Linked DNA regions of Homo sapiens: region 1 is linked to region 2. Evidence: chromatin contacts called from ENCODE Hi-C or POLR2A ChIA-PET data. All regions are on one chromosome and are shown on one strand. Each heading gives the region's core, a stretch centred on a gene start or an enhancer-like site at or near the end of the contact. The rest is flanking DNA. Distances are from core to core; before and after follow the strand shown.

Region 1 (6,273 bases), core at 2,550-5,049, 76 kb after region 2:
AAGAACTTTGCAAAGAATGGAATGAATGGAGCAACAATATTCTCCACATTAAGTCTCCAACTTTTATAATAGCTTTATTGACATATAATTCACATGCCATATAATTCACCCATTAAAGTGTCTGACTCAATGTGTTTATAATTGTGGGGCTGTGCAACAATCACCATGATCTAATTTTAGGACATTTCTTCACCCCGAAAAGAAACCCATACCCATTAGCAGTCACTCCCCATATTCTCCTCTCTCCAATGCCTAGCAACCACTAACCTACTTTCTGTCTCTATAGACTTGCCGATTCCAGACATCTCATATAAACTCAATCATATAATGATTTGGTGTCTTTTGTGTCTGGTTCTTTCACTCATAATGTTTTAAAAGTTCATCCATGTTGTAACGTATGTCAGTACTATATTTCTTCATATTGCCAAATAATATTTCATCGTATGGAGAAACCGCATTTTATCCATTCATCAGCTGATGGGTATTTGGATTGCTTCTACTTTTTGGCTATTATAAATAATACTTCTATGGACATTTGTGGACAGATTTTTACAGGGATGTTTTCAATTCTCCAGTATGTACCTAGGAGTAGAATTGCTGGGTCAAATGGTAACTCTATGTTTAACATTTCGAGCAACTGCAAAACTGTTTCCAAAACAGCTACACCATTTTACATTCCCACCAGCAACGTATGAGGCATTCCAATTTCTCCACATCCTCACCAACACTTGTTATTGTCTTTTTTATTTCAACCATCCATAGTAGGCAGACCTCACTGTGGTTTTGATTTTCATTTTCCTAATGATGTTGAGCATATTTTTCTGCAATTCTTGGCCATTTATCTTCTTTGGAGAATTGTCTATTCAAATCCTTTGCCCATTTTTAAATAAGATTATCTGCCTTTGTACTGTTGAGATGTAAGAGTTCTATACATCTCAATACAGGTCCCTTCTCAGACACATGATTTATAAAAATATTTTCCCATTCTATGAGTTGTCTTTTCCTTCAAATCTATTATTATAGTTACCTACAGCCTTCAGAGGTACCAACAAGAAACCTTTACAAAAACCTAACCTTCATCTTACATCTTTTACAAAGCTTACGAATTTGATTACAAATGTTCTTCTAAATGCCATTATCTTCCCATCCGGTTTCTTGATAAGCCAGCCTATGCTGAAGCCCCAGCCATTGCTAGATACCCACCACCGATAGCTGGGTAGCAAACTCCTGGATAATAAATAACAGTGATATTTACCACTGACATTCTGGCATTTCAGAAATTCAATCTGTCTTCCCAATGCCTTATTTTAATGGTTTTTACAAAAAAAAAAAAATCATACTATTACTAGATGGCAGAACCTAATGTGTGTTTGGCCAGCCTATTTTCTTTAAAGCCATGCTGACAATGATTGTTAAAACTGCTCCCATGCTAGAATGCTCCTCAATTGTTTCCGTCTTGACACAAGGTCAATGGGGACTAGAGTAATGAAGAAATAAAGCAAAACTGAAACATTTTAATTTGGGGTCTACAAGACTATATTAACTTCTAGCAAATTAAATGGATGAGTGGTTTGCAGCCACTGACATTTATATTTCACGATTAGTTCTCTAGGCCCCTTATTCTCTCTGCGCCATTAACCTTTAGGGTGTAGCTCTTTGTCAGTCTCACTTCAATTATGCTTTCGAGGGATTATAGAATTAGCAATTCCAGTTTTGATGGCACGAGCTCTGTCAAATCAGAGAGACAGATGTGAGCTCATGTAACTGAGAGGCTTCCATCTGTTGGACTGAGAACTGAAACCTGGAAAGGCTCTTGTATTTCCTTTCTTACGCTTCCTTGGGCTGTTCCAGCTTGGAATTACCCATTTACTTACATACTTGGTATTTGAGCAAATATCTTAAATAGCTGAGGTAGCAACCTTTCTTGCCAAAGGTGGATGGCTACTCACCATCCACCTTTTAGTTATGGATTCCAATGCTGGTGACAGAGGAGAAAGTGATGTCACCTCATACATATCCAAATCCTAGCATCCACAGGAACCCACACAGAATCAAAGCCCCTCACTAAGTTAACAGGTCATCCACTGGGATCACATCAAGGCTCTGTCGACTGGCTGGAAGGAACAGAAGGAAGAGCCCATGGAACAGAAGCAGCAAAGGATTTTATTTTCAGCAGAGTGAAAATTAGGTGTTGTATACTAAAGAGAAATTAGTCATCCTTTGGTATATATACTCAGGGGATTGGTTCCAGGAATCCCACCAATGGCAAAATCCACACATACCCAAGTCTCAAAGTCCACTCTGCAGAGCCCGCTTATAGGAGAAGCTGGGCCTCTACACACATGGGTTTCACATCCTGCAATATTTTCTGTCTGCAATTGGTTGAAAAAAAATCCTGAGTCGAAGTGGACCCTCGAAGTTCAGATGGTATTGTTCAAGGGTCAGCTGTGTATTCTTTCTGTCAGGGTTTTCTGTAAGTTGGGAATGCTGAAAATTTCTACAACTGTCTAGGTCTAACTGTCTGCAGGTGACAAATGTATTTCTGAAAATTAGATAGTAAATTAAACCTGATCGTGATTTAAAGGCTCTGCTGAGCTCATATGTAAAGCAAAAGTGGTTCTCAGTTTAATTTCACCAATCTGTGAAAATTTTCTTTTTTTTTTTTTGAGTCAGGATCTCTGTCACCTAGGTTGGAGTGCAGTGGTGCCATCATAATTCATTGCAGCCTCAACCTCCCAGGCTCAAGTGATCCTCCCACCTCAACCTCCCGAGCAGCTGGGACTACAAGTGCCCTCCACCACGCTTGGTTAATTTTTTGTATTTTTTGTAGAGATGGGGTTTTACCATGTTGCCCAGGCTGGTCTCGAACTCCTGGGCTCAAGTGATCCTCCCACCTCTGTCTCCCAAAGTGCTGGGATTACAGGCATGAGCCACAGCACCGGGGCAAATTTTCCTTATTGTTTTTCATCCAGCCACTCCTATTTCATGTCTAGTACAATGCTTTCCAAAGTGAGTTCCTGGATGACCTACGTCAGAATCACCTAAAAGACTTATTTAAAACACATATTCCTAGGTCTGGCTCCAGTCCTAATAAAAAGTTGTCCAGGGACCCCCACGATATGTCATTTTAGCGTGCCCCAAGAGGTGTCTCTTCTCATGCCTCTTCCACTTTCACAACTGATCAATACCAAGATCAGCCAACACCACATCAGACATTTCTAAGGACGTGTCAGCAGTGACGTGGCACATGGGAGAACTGATGATGTATCTCAGTACTCACATCCACTCAGGAAATGCCTGATGAACGAGTTTCAGAAAGCAAGATTTAGGCCGTCCTGGTTACCTCCTGCCAGCACTAACACGTGAAACAGCTCAAGACCAGCTTTAGGAGGGCTCACCTCTATTTTCAAATAATGACGTCTTTCTCTAATTTTTTTTTTAATGTTTGCCTCTTGAGAGATCAGGGACTTCATTAAGTAACCCTCCCATGCCTCAGTTTCCCCATATGGAAAATAGCTATACTATCTGCTGCCTTCTATTCCTATAAGGCATACAGTCATATACTTCCTATTTGTCTTTTGCACAACAAAACAACTCATTCCCCAAAAGCTTTGAATTAGGCTTGCAAACATAGTCCTTAACTACCAAACTGTAAATTTCTCAAAGTCTAGAAAAATGAGAGGGGCAAGGAAAGAAACAAAAAGAAACTTAGGCTTAACTGTACCAGCTAGTCTCAACTTGATCCGAAGGAACACTGCTAGCATTCTCTCAGCTAGCTTCTCACGATTACATTTAAAACCACCACAAAGCCACCACGATCACGCTCTGAGAGGCCGCCGCAGGTAAACAGAGGGATAGGGTAGGAACAGCCCAGCATAACTGACAATGCTCTTTAGGGGATCTGCAGATCTGCCTTCTCAAACATCTCATTTCACTTCATGAATATTTACAAAATATTTGCAAAAGAAGAACTAAGGCAATGAACATGTCCAGAAAGAACCACATGCTAACTTCTAAAGGTTTCTCTCTCCAAAAATTCAGTAGTGCCAGAGGCCTGTTCTTTTGTCCCAGGTTGTTTTTCAAGTGCTACCTCATGACAGAATGGATCACTCATAATAACTAGATGTTAGCATCTGTGTCACATAATTCATCTCTGGCAGTCCACTTCTTTTAAATCCTAATAGTAGGCCTCCTAAATAGGATTGCTAGCATTTGGCATCTCATTTGCCTCTATGACAACAAAACTCTAGAAGACGTAGTTTATAATACATTATGGTTTCAGCTGAATGACATTTGGTTCTAAGGTCTTTGAAAGTACAAGTTTGAAAATGCCAAATTTTATCTATATCCATATCTATAGCTCCATCTGAAATTAGACAGATTACCAAACAGAAAATGTCACTCAGATTCTAAAAATAAACCATGCTATTGCTCCAGACAGGTTACACCAGAGGGTTAGGACCATGACATTTTGCTGGGGTTCAAGTGCAAATCAGCAAACAAAATGGCATGTTTTTCTCTTCCTTTTTCACAGCTAAAGATTAGTGAAGGCAGCATTGTAGTCTGTGTAACTGCTCAACCCAACCTTTATCCAGGAGCTAGTATTGCTTCTTTAAAAACATTTTTTTTTTTTGTAAATAAAATGTGGTACAGCCATACAAGGAACTACTACTCAGCAATAAAAAGGAATGAAGTAACAAAAGACCAAATATTGTATTATTCCATTTATATGAAATGCCCAGAATAAGCAGATCTATATAGACAGAAAGTAGATCTGTGGCTGCCAGGGACCAGCAGGACGGGGGAATGGAGAGTGAAACGGGTCAAGGTTTCTTCCGGGAGTGATGAAAATGTTCTAAACTTTGATCCCAGTGATAACTGTACAACTCTGTGAATATATTAAATACCATTAAATTGTATAATTTAAACGAATGAATGGCATGGTGTACGAATTATATCTCAGCAAAGCTGTTAAAAATCTTAACTTAAAGAAACTATCATCTTTTAAAAGCTATAGCAGAAAGAGAGCCAGCACTGGAGAGAGTAAATATGGTGGCTTTTCACCTTTCCAAGAATCTCAATGAGCCCTGGGCATTGCAAAAATTAGTCAAGCAACTGTCACAACTGCAGTGGTAACCAAATACGGAAGCTGAATCAAATACGGAAAGGAAATTCTTTTGAACTCAAAGACACAACCTTTCCAAAAAAATACACTGCAAGCACACAAACAGACCACACAAAGTCAAAACAAAACAAGTACCTGTGTGGGTGGAAATGTATCCAAGTGCCACTCTTTTCTTCAAGTCTTTCATTCTCCTCTTATTACTTCAAAGATAAGCCCTGGATGGGCAGGAACTAAGTTGTTTTGGTTTTTTCTCATGACACAAAAGATCTGGCAGAGCTGGAGATTTCATTACCTTGAAAGGCAGTAATATTTGAAGGTACCATGACTATTCCCTGAACAGTGCTCTAAACACATTGTGGTGGCTAAGAGCTATGGTTATCCCACCTCTTCAATGAGAATGGGGCATTCATTCTACAGAAAGCCACTTACAGACAAAATGGGTATCACATCATCCATAAAATGAAGTAAAGAACAGTTGGCTGAAACTTCCCAAACAGCCCGTTACTCCATGTGATATAAATGGGTTTGCAAAGCTCAACAAAGGAAGACAAGCACTAGGAAGGCAAAGCCAGTCTTCCTAGCATGATAACCAAAAGTGTCTCAGCCCTCTAAAGAGCTCTAGGATCTCAAATCATGTGCACAATACAGAGAAGTGCTAATGGTGGAAGGGATGCACAAGAGATGGTAGATGTCTTGCCCTCAAGGAATTCATATTTTAGATAGGGTGGCTGGGGGTGGGGGTGGGGGGCAGTGAAACTGGATTATTTTTTGGCAAACATGCAAACGAGTGTTATCACTTAAATGTAGTCATACTAGAATGACTTGACCCTATTCCAAATAAAATTGCCACTGATTAAAAGACACTTGCAAACTCCACTTGTGGAACTGGCTTCAGAATGACAGAGAAAAAACTAGCTCTTCACTTTATAGGCATACTTATGTATAAGTATGGCAAGGAGTAAGCACTGTGTTTGTTTTATACACACACACACACACACACACACACACACTCTCTCTCTCTCTCTCTCTGTCGGTTTTTAAATTACTGGCCACTGGTGAGAAAACCATCAATGTGTCCAGGCGCAGTGGCTCACATCTGTAATCCCAGCACTTTGGGAGGCCGAGGCAGTTGGATCATCTAAGGTCAG
Region 2 (6,760 bases), core at 2,148-4,647:
TGGGGACAACAGATCCTTCTCTTGTGGGCATCGAGAGCCTGCGCAGTGACCCTGGAGCGAGCCCTGCCTCCCATCCTCGGCTCCCGGCTGGAGAGTCTCCACGGCCTGCAGCCGCTCCTTCCTCTCTGCTCTTTCCTGCCCCTGCCAGGCCACCTCCCTGTCTCTTCTTGTCCATAAACCTGACCTAGGACTTCACGGACCAAGCCCTAACCCACAGCCTTCTGGCCTTGGCAGCCCCGCCAGCCCTGTCCCCTCTCTGGGCCTCGGGGCTGTGCTTGGGCTCCGTGTCCCGAGCAGCCCTGCCAGGCCTAGCTCTCCTGGGCGTGTGTCTCTCTGTTGTCAGCCCCCCTGGCGGTTCTTCCTTGGAATCATCTTCTGGATGTCCCCTCTCCTTTTTCTCCTCTAGTCCCTGTAGCCACCCCCTGGCAGTGCTCAGTAAGGGCTAGCAAACTAGCAGCCTCCTGCAGAAGAAGTGGGGGTTAGCACCCCCATACCCCCATTGTTTCCCGGAGGCATTTTGGGAGGCCAAGCCAGAGGATTGCTTAAGCCTAGGAGTTTAAGACCAGCCTGGGCAACATAGGGAGACCCCATCTCCACAAAATATAAAAAATTAGCTGGTTGTGGTGGCATATGCCTGTAGTCCCAACTACTAAGGAGGCTGAGGTAGGAGGATTGCTTGAGCCTGGGAGGTCAAGGCTGCAGTGAGTTATAGATGGCACCACACTCCAGCCTGGGTGACAGAGTGAGGCCCTGTCTCAAAAAGTAAAGAAATGCCAAAACTGGATTTTTTTTTTTTTTTTTTTTTTTTTTTGAGATGGAGTCCTGCTCTGTCACCCAGGCTGGAGTGCAGTGGCGTAATCTCGGTTCACTGCAACCTCTTCCTTCCGGGTTCAAGCAATTTTCCTGCCTCAGCCTCCCGAGTAGCTGGGATTACAAGCACATGCCACCATGCCCAGCTAAGTTTTGTATTTTTAGTAGAGAGGGGGTTTTGCCATGTTGGCCAAGCTGGTCTCGAACTCCTGACCTCAGGTGATCCGCCTGACTTGGCTTCCCAAAATGTTGGGATTACAGGCGTGAGCCACTGCGCCCAGCCTTATTTTAAATGTTTACATTTAACAAATGAACGCTTTTAACGGACACACAGAAATATAATTGTGCCATTCCCAAGGTAATTACAGTGTTTATAAAAGAAGAACCTTAGTTCATGGCATGCTTCAGGCAGTGTGGTCCAGAAATGGGACCCAAGTTTGAAATTGGATGATGAGGGCTCCTTTCAAACTCGTCTGTCTCCTTTGGAGAGAGTTAAACCTCAAGGCCCTTTGGGTGTGTGTGGTCCAGGCTGAGCCTTCTCCCTCATTCCTTGTGATGGGCCCAATTGAAAGGTCCCTCTTCCCCTAATGCAGAGTGGCAGCCCATCCCTGCCCTCTTCCATTGCAGGGCAGCGGCCAGTGGGGAGCGCTGAGGTGCTCAGGTCAGGCTGACCAGAGGGGCTGAGCCCACCCTTGCCAGCGGAGAGCAGCACAGGCTGATGCCATCCTCTCCCTAACTGTCCAAGCCATGGGCTCTGCCTTCTGAACTGGGTCATACCAAGGTGGGGACTTGGGAGCCAGGTCAGGAGCTGGCCTGTCCTTTCGGCTGCCCAGGTTTATTCATGGTGCTGGTGGGTGTGTGCTGTTGCTCTTGGGCACCTATTGTGCATTTGCGTGACAGGCGGTGAATGGAAGAGTGTCTGGGGCCCAGAGGGCAGAATCAGAGACTGTCCTTAATCGTCTTTAGAGGGAATTATGTTTAACAGGAAGTAGTGAGAGAAAGTGGAAAAGGCCTCTTCCTTCGCCCTTGCTAGCTTGGTCTCCTTGACAAGTTCTGCTGTTTTCTCTGTGCTTCAGTCCCCTACTTTGTAAAATGGGGGCAAACATGTGACACCATTGTCCTCAGGGCTGCCGGGAAGAGAGTGGAGGCAGGGGTTTGAGTGACATTCCCCTGTGTGGACAGACCACGTTTCATTTATTCATCAGTTGGTGGAAACTGGATTGTTTCCACTCGTTTCCTATTATGAATTCCACGTTTAACTTTTATGAATACTTTCCTATGAATACTACTGTGTTTGTGTACAAGTTTTTATGTGGACACGTTGTCATTTCTCTTGGGCAGTTACCTAGGACTGGAATTGTTGTACCATATGGTAACTGTGTTTAATTTTTGGGGTAAACTGCCAGCTGTTTTTTATGAGGTGGCTGAACCATTTCACATTTCCAGCAGCAACGTATGAAGGTTCTAGTTTGTCCACATCCTTGTCAACACTTACTATGATCTGGCTTTTTCACTGCAGCCATCCTAGTGGGTGTGAAGTGGTAGCTTATGGTTTTGATTCACATTTTCCTGATGACTAATTATGTTTGAGTATCATTTCATGTGCTTCTTAGCAATTTGTGTCTTTTTCTGGAGAAATGTCTATCCAACATCTTTGCCCCTTTTTTTGTTTTGTTTTGTTTTTGAAACAGGGTCTTGCTGGAGTGTAAGTGGCATGGTCATGGCTCACTGTAGCCTTGACCTCCTGGGCTCAAGGGATCCTCCCACCTCAGCCTCCAGAGTAGCTGGGACTATAGGTGTGCACCACCACACCCAACTAGTTTTTAAATTTTTTTGATAGAGACAGGATTTCCCTGTGTTTTCCAGGCTGGTCTTGAACTCCTGGGCTCAAGTGACCTTCCCACCTTGGCCTCCCAAAGTGCTGAAATTACAGGCATGAGCCACCACGCTTGGACTTTTGCCACATTTTTAAATTGTGTTTTCTTTTTATTATTGCGTTGTAAATGGCCTTTGTATTTTTTCTTTAATTTCTTAAAGATGGGGTCTCACTATGTTGCCCAGGCTGGTCTCAAACTCCTGTCTTTATATATTCTAGATACAAGTCTCTTATCAGATACATGATGTGCAATTATTTTCTCTCATTCTGTGGCTATCTTTTCTCTTTCTTAATAGTGTCCTTGGAAGCACAAAAATTTTAAATTTTGACTAACTCCAGTTTACTTATTTTGTTGTTGCTTGTATTTTTGGTTTCCTTTTTTAGTCTTTAAAATATATAAGATATATGATTCAAAATTAAAAGGCATGCTCAGAGCAGTCTCGCCTTCATCCCCACCTGCCCTCTATAGGGAGGCATTTAAATTAATTTCTCCTTTTATCGTTCCTGTGTTTATATTTGCAAAATTAAAAACCTTTTTTTCTTAAACAAAGGTGGTATGCTACAGATACTCTGCATTTCTTTCTTCTTTTCTTTCACTAAAGAAATCCCGGAACTGAGCCCCCGTATCAGCCGATTGAACTCACTGTGTTTCAGGGCCACAGTAGTCCAGGTGTGGATGTGCATCAAATGGTTTAGTCAGCTGGTTCCCCGCTGAGGGCCTCTTGGGCCTGTTCCCAGTCTTTTCCTGTAAGAGATCATGCAGCAGGGGATAATATCCTTTCGTATAGTGGAGGTGTGTCTTCAGGACAGACTCCTAAAAGTGAGACGGCCGGGTCAAAAGTTAAGCCGTAGGAATCGTGGCTGTTGCCAGATTGTCCTCTGCAGGGGTTGGACTGCTCTGTGTGTCACCAGGGAGGTATGAGAGTGGTTCCACCACAGGCTCACAAACAGAACATATTGTGAAGCAGTGAGGTTCTTGCCAGCGTTATCTCAGTGCAGCTTTTTTTTTTTCAATCAGCTGTATTGTGTGATTTACATACAATGAAATACACCCACTTTAAGTGTCCAGTTTGTTGAGTTGTGACAAATTATCTACTTCCTGTCACCACAGATGGGTTTTTGCCCTTGTAGGATTTCATATAAATGAAATATGAAGTATGATGTCTTCTGTGTTAGGGTTGTTTTCTTAAAAACTGTATATATTCAAAGTGTGTAAGGTATCTTTATATCACATAGTGAAATGGTTACTACAGTCAAGGAAATTAACACATCTGTGAACTCCCATAGCATGTGGTGAGAGCACCTAAAATCTACTCTTAGCAAATTTCCAGTGTACAGTCCAGCATGATTAACAGTAGTCCTGTGCTGTATATCAGACCTCCAGACTATTCATACTACGTAACTGCCACCTTGTACCCCTCGTACCCTTCGACCCCATTCCCCACCCCTTCCAGTTGGGCTTCCTTGACCCAGGATAAAGACACTGAGATTCATATGTGTTGTCGCACCCATCAGTAGTTTAATGGCTTAGGAGTATCCACTGTACGGATACACCACAATTTCTCTGCTTTCCCGTTGATGATCATTTGTGTGGTTTCTAGTTTGTACCTATTCTGAGTAAGACTGCTGCGGACATTCTGGCTCAAGTTTTTCTGTGGACATGTGTTTTCGTTTCTTTGGAGTAAACAGGAGTGGAATGGCTGGATCACATGGTGAGCGCACACTTAAACAGTCACTAGACCTTCCTCCAAAGTGGTTTTGCCAGTTTCCATCCCCACTAGGAGCAGTGTGTGGGCCCTTCCTGCCCCACATCCTCACAGACATCGGGCATCGCTGGCCTTTAGCTTCAGCTCTCCGAGGAGGTGGGGTGCACTGTCTCTTTATGGTTTTGATTTGCATTTCCCTGAGGACTGCAAACTGCACGTCTTTTCTTATTTGCCATTATATTTCCTCTTTGGTGAAGTTTCTCTTCCAATCTTTTCCCCAAAAATCAAGTTTTTGTCTCTTTATTATTAAGTTGTAAGAGTTCTCTTTATTTTCTAAATACAAGTTCTTTTAATATAGAGATATTTTCTCCTAGTCTGCAACTTGCCTTTTCATTTTCTCAGTGGTATCCTTCCAAGATCAGAAATTTTAATTCTTGTGAAATGCAAACCCATTTTTTTTTCTGGTTAGTACTTTTTGTGTCTTAAGAAACCTTTGCATTTCCTTTATTATGAGTAGGGCTGTGCATCTTTTTTTTTCTGTTTAAGGGCCATTTGCTTATTTTTTCTGAGAACTGGCCGTGTCTTTGTCCACTTTTTAAAAATTTGGTCTATTGGTCTTTCTCTTCTTGAATTTTATTTATTTCTTTGAGACAGGGTCTCACTCTCTGTTGCCCAGGCTGGAGTGCAGTGGTGCAGTCACAGCTCACTGCGGCCTCTACCTCCCAAGCTCACACCATCCTCCTATCTCCTGAGTTGCTGGGACTACAGACACATGCCACTATGCCTGGCTCATTTTTAAAAAATTATTGTAGAGAAAGGGTCTCCTTATGTTGCCCAGGCTGGTCTTGAACTCCTGGGCTCAAGTGATCCTCCCGCCTCAGCCTCCCAAAGTGCTGGGATTATAGGCATGCCTGGCCTCTCTTCTTGATTTCTAAGAGCTCTTTGTCTATTACCGAGATGAGCCCTTTATGGTATGTTGTTATGTTTTCTCTCAGTTTGCCTTTTTGACTGTTTTCCCGTGCATATTGCATGCATGTGTTTTTGCAGAGTCCAGTGTATCCATTTTTTTATTGCTTATGGATTTGGGATCATAGGCCTTCCCTACTCCCAGGCTATAATGAGCTTACCCGTGTTTGTATCTAGTATTCTTATGGTTTCATTTTCTCTAACGTTTGGATTTTTATCCCATTTGGAGTTGATTCTAACATGCGGGGTAAGGCATGGAATCAATTTTATCTTTTTCCAAGTGACTCTCTACTTCTCTTCATATCAGTTTTTTAAAAAGTCTATCTTTTCGTAATGAGCCGAGATGGCACTCCCCAGGCCATTATCATTAAAATCCTTGATTTCCACATGTTCTTGGACATGGTCTTCTCGTTTCTGTACTCGTCGTGTCCTGCGGGCCGTCTGAGTGTTCCGTGCTGACGCACCCTCTCCTCCTCGGGGGTTTCATGGCGTCTCCCTCGGCCCATGGTGGGGGCTTCTCACCGCTCTTCTGTTCGGAGGGTTTCCTGGGTGTGTCTGCTTCCTGTTTTTCCACATAGCCTAGAACCAGCTCGCCCGGCTCCAGAAAACATTTGTTAACTTTGAAAATTGAGACTTTGTTAATGTATTCACTTTGAGAAAGCTGACATCTTTATGGATGTTGAATCGTCCTATGCAGAAACAAGGGGTGTGGCTCTATCTACTCCAGTTTACGTCTTTCCAGGAGAGATTCTTCTAGGACTGTCGCAGCTGTTTTAGAGGCTTCATATGGATTCTGTACATCCGATGTTAGGTTTATTCCCATGTGTTTAGCTTTTTCACTGCTTTTATAATTTTTTTTAAAGTTTTTATTTTTATAGAGAGAGGGTCTTGCTCTATTGTCCAGGCTGGTCTCAAACTCCTGGCCTCAAGCAGTCCACTCGCCTCAGCCTCCCAAAGTGCTGGGATTACAGGCACGAGCCGCTGTGCCCAGCCAATATAATGGGTTCTTTTCTTTTCTTTTTTTTTTCTCGAGGCAGGGTCTCACCCTGTCGCCCAGGCTGGAGTATAGTGGTGCGATCTCAGCTCACTACAACTTCTACCTCCTGAGTTCAAGCCATTCTCCTGCCTCAGCCTCCCAAGTAGCTGGGACTACAGGTGCCCACCACCACGCCTGGCTAATTTTTGGATTTTTAGTAGAGACGGGGTTTCACCATGTTGGCCAGGCTGGTCTCGAACTCCTGACCTCAAGTGATCCACCCGCCTTGGCCTCCCGAAGTGCTGGGATTACAGGCGTGCGCCACCACGCCCGGCCTCTTTCATTCTGTTTTGAACTAAACATTGTTTGCACTGCATGTGGTGGGTTATAATTGGTTGTTGTCAATTTTATATCTTGCTCTTACTA

The links. A loop is a pair of places that touch in the nucleus more often than their neighbours do. ChIA-PET counts read pairs that join two places held with the same protein, here RNA polymerase II (POLR2A). Pooled maps may share reads with other maps.
Region 1: a loop to region 2 is called in a pooled map, with 4 times the contacts of the local background. The contact joins two enhancer-like sites. A Hi-C loop is called at or near these places in 4 of 50 pooled maps. POLR2A ChIA-PET finds 5 or more read pairs at or near these places in 12 of 52 experiments (A673, AG04449, BJ and 8 more).

Annotation. Positions count from the first base shown.
Region 1 is chr3:11,621,097-11,627,369 of GRCh38, forward strand. All of the region lies in intron 1 of VGLL4 (vestigial like family member 4), which reads right to left. Among named protein-coding and RNA genes, the nearest start is that of VGLL4, 20 kb to the right of the region's middle. RefSeq lists an enhancer at 3,360-3,409. Within about 2 kb of position 3,800, at least 4 of the 41 ENCODE cell types and tissues checked have a DNase peak (open chromatin) inside an H3K27ac peak, as active enhancers do.
Region 2 is chr3:11,545,379-11,552,138 of GRCh38, forward strand. The region is part of intron 20 of ATG7 (autophagy related 7); the gene reads left to right. Among named protein-coding and RNA genes, the nearest start is that of VGLL4, 95 kb to the right of the region's middle. RefSeq lists enhancers at 1-198, 975-1,476, 1,477-1,976. Within about 2 kb of position 3,398, at least 7 of the 41 ENCODE cell types and tissues checked have a DNase peak (open chromatin) inside an H3K27ac peak, as active enhancers do.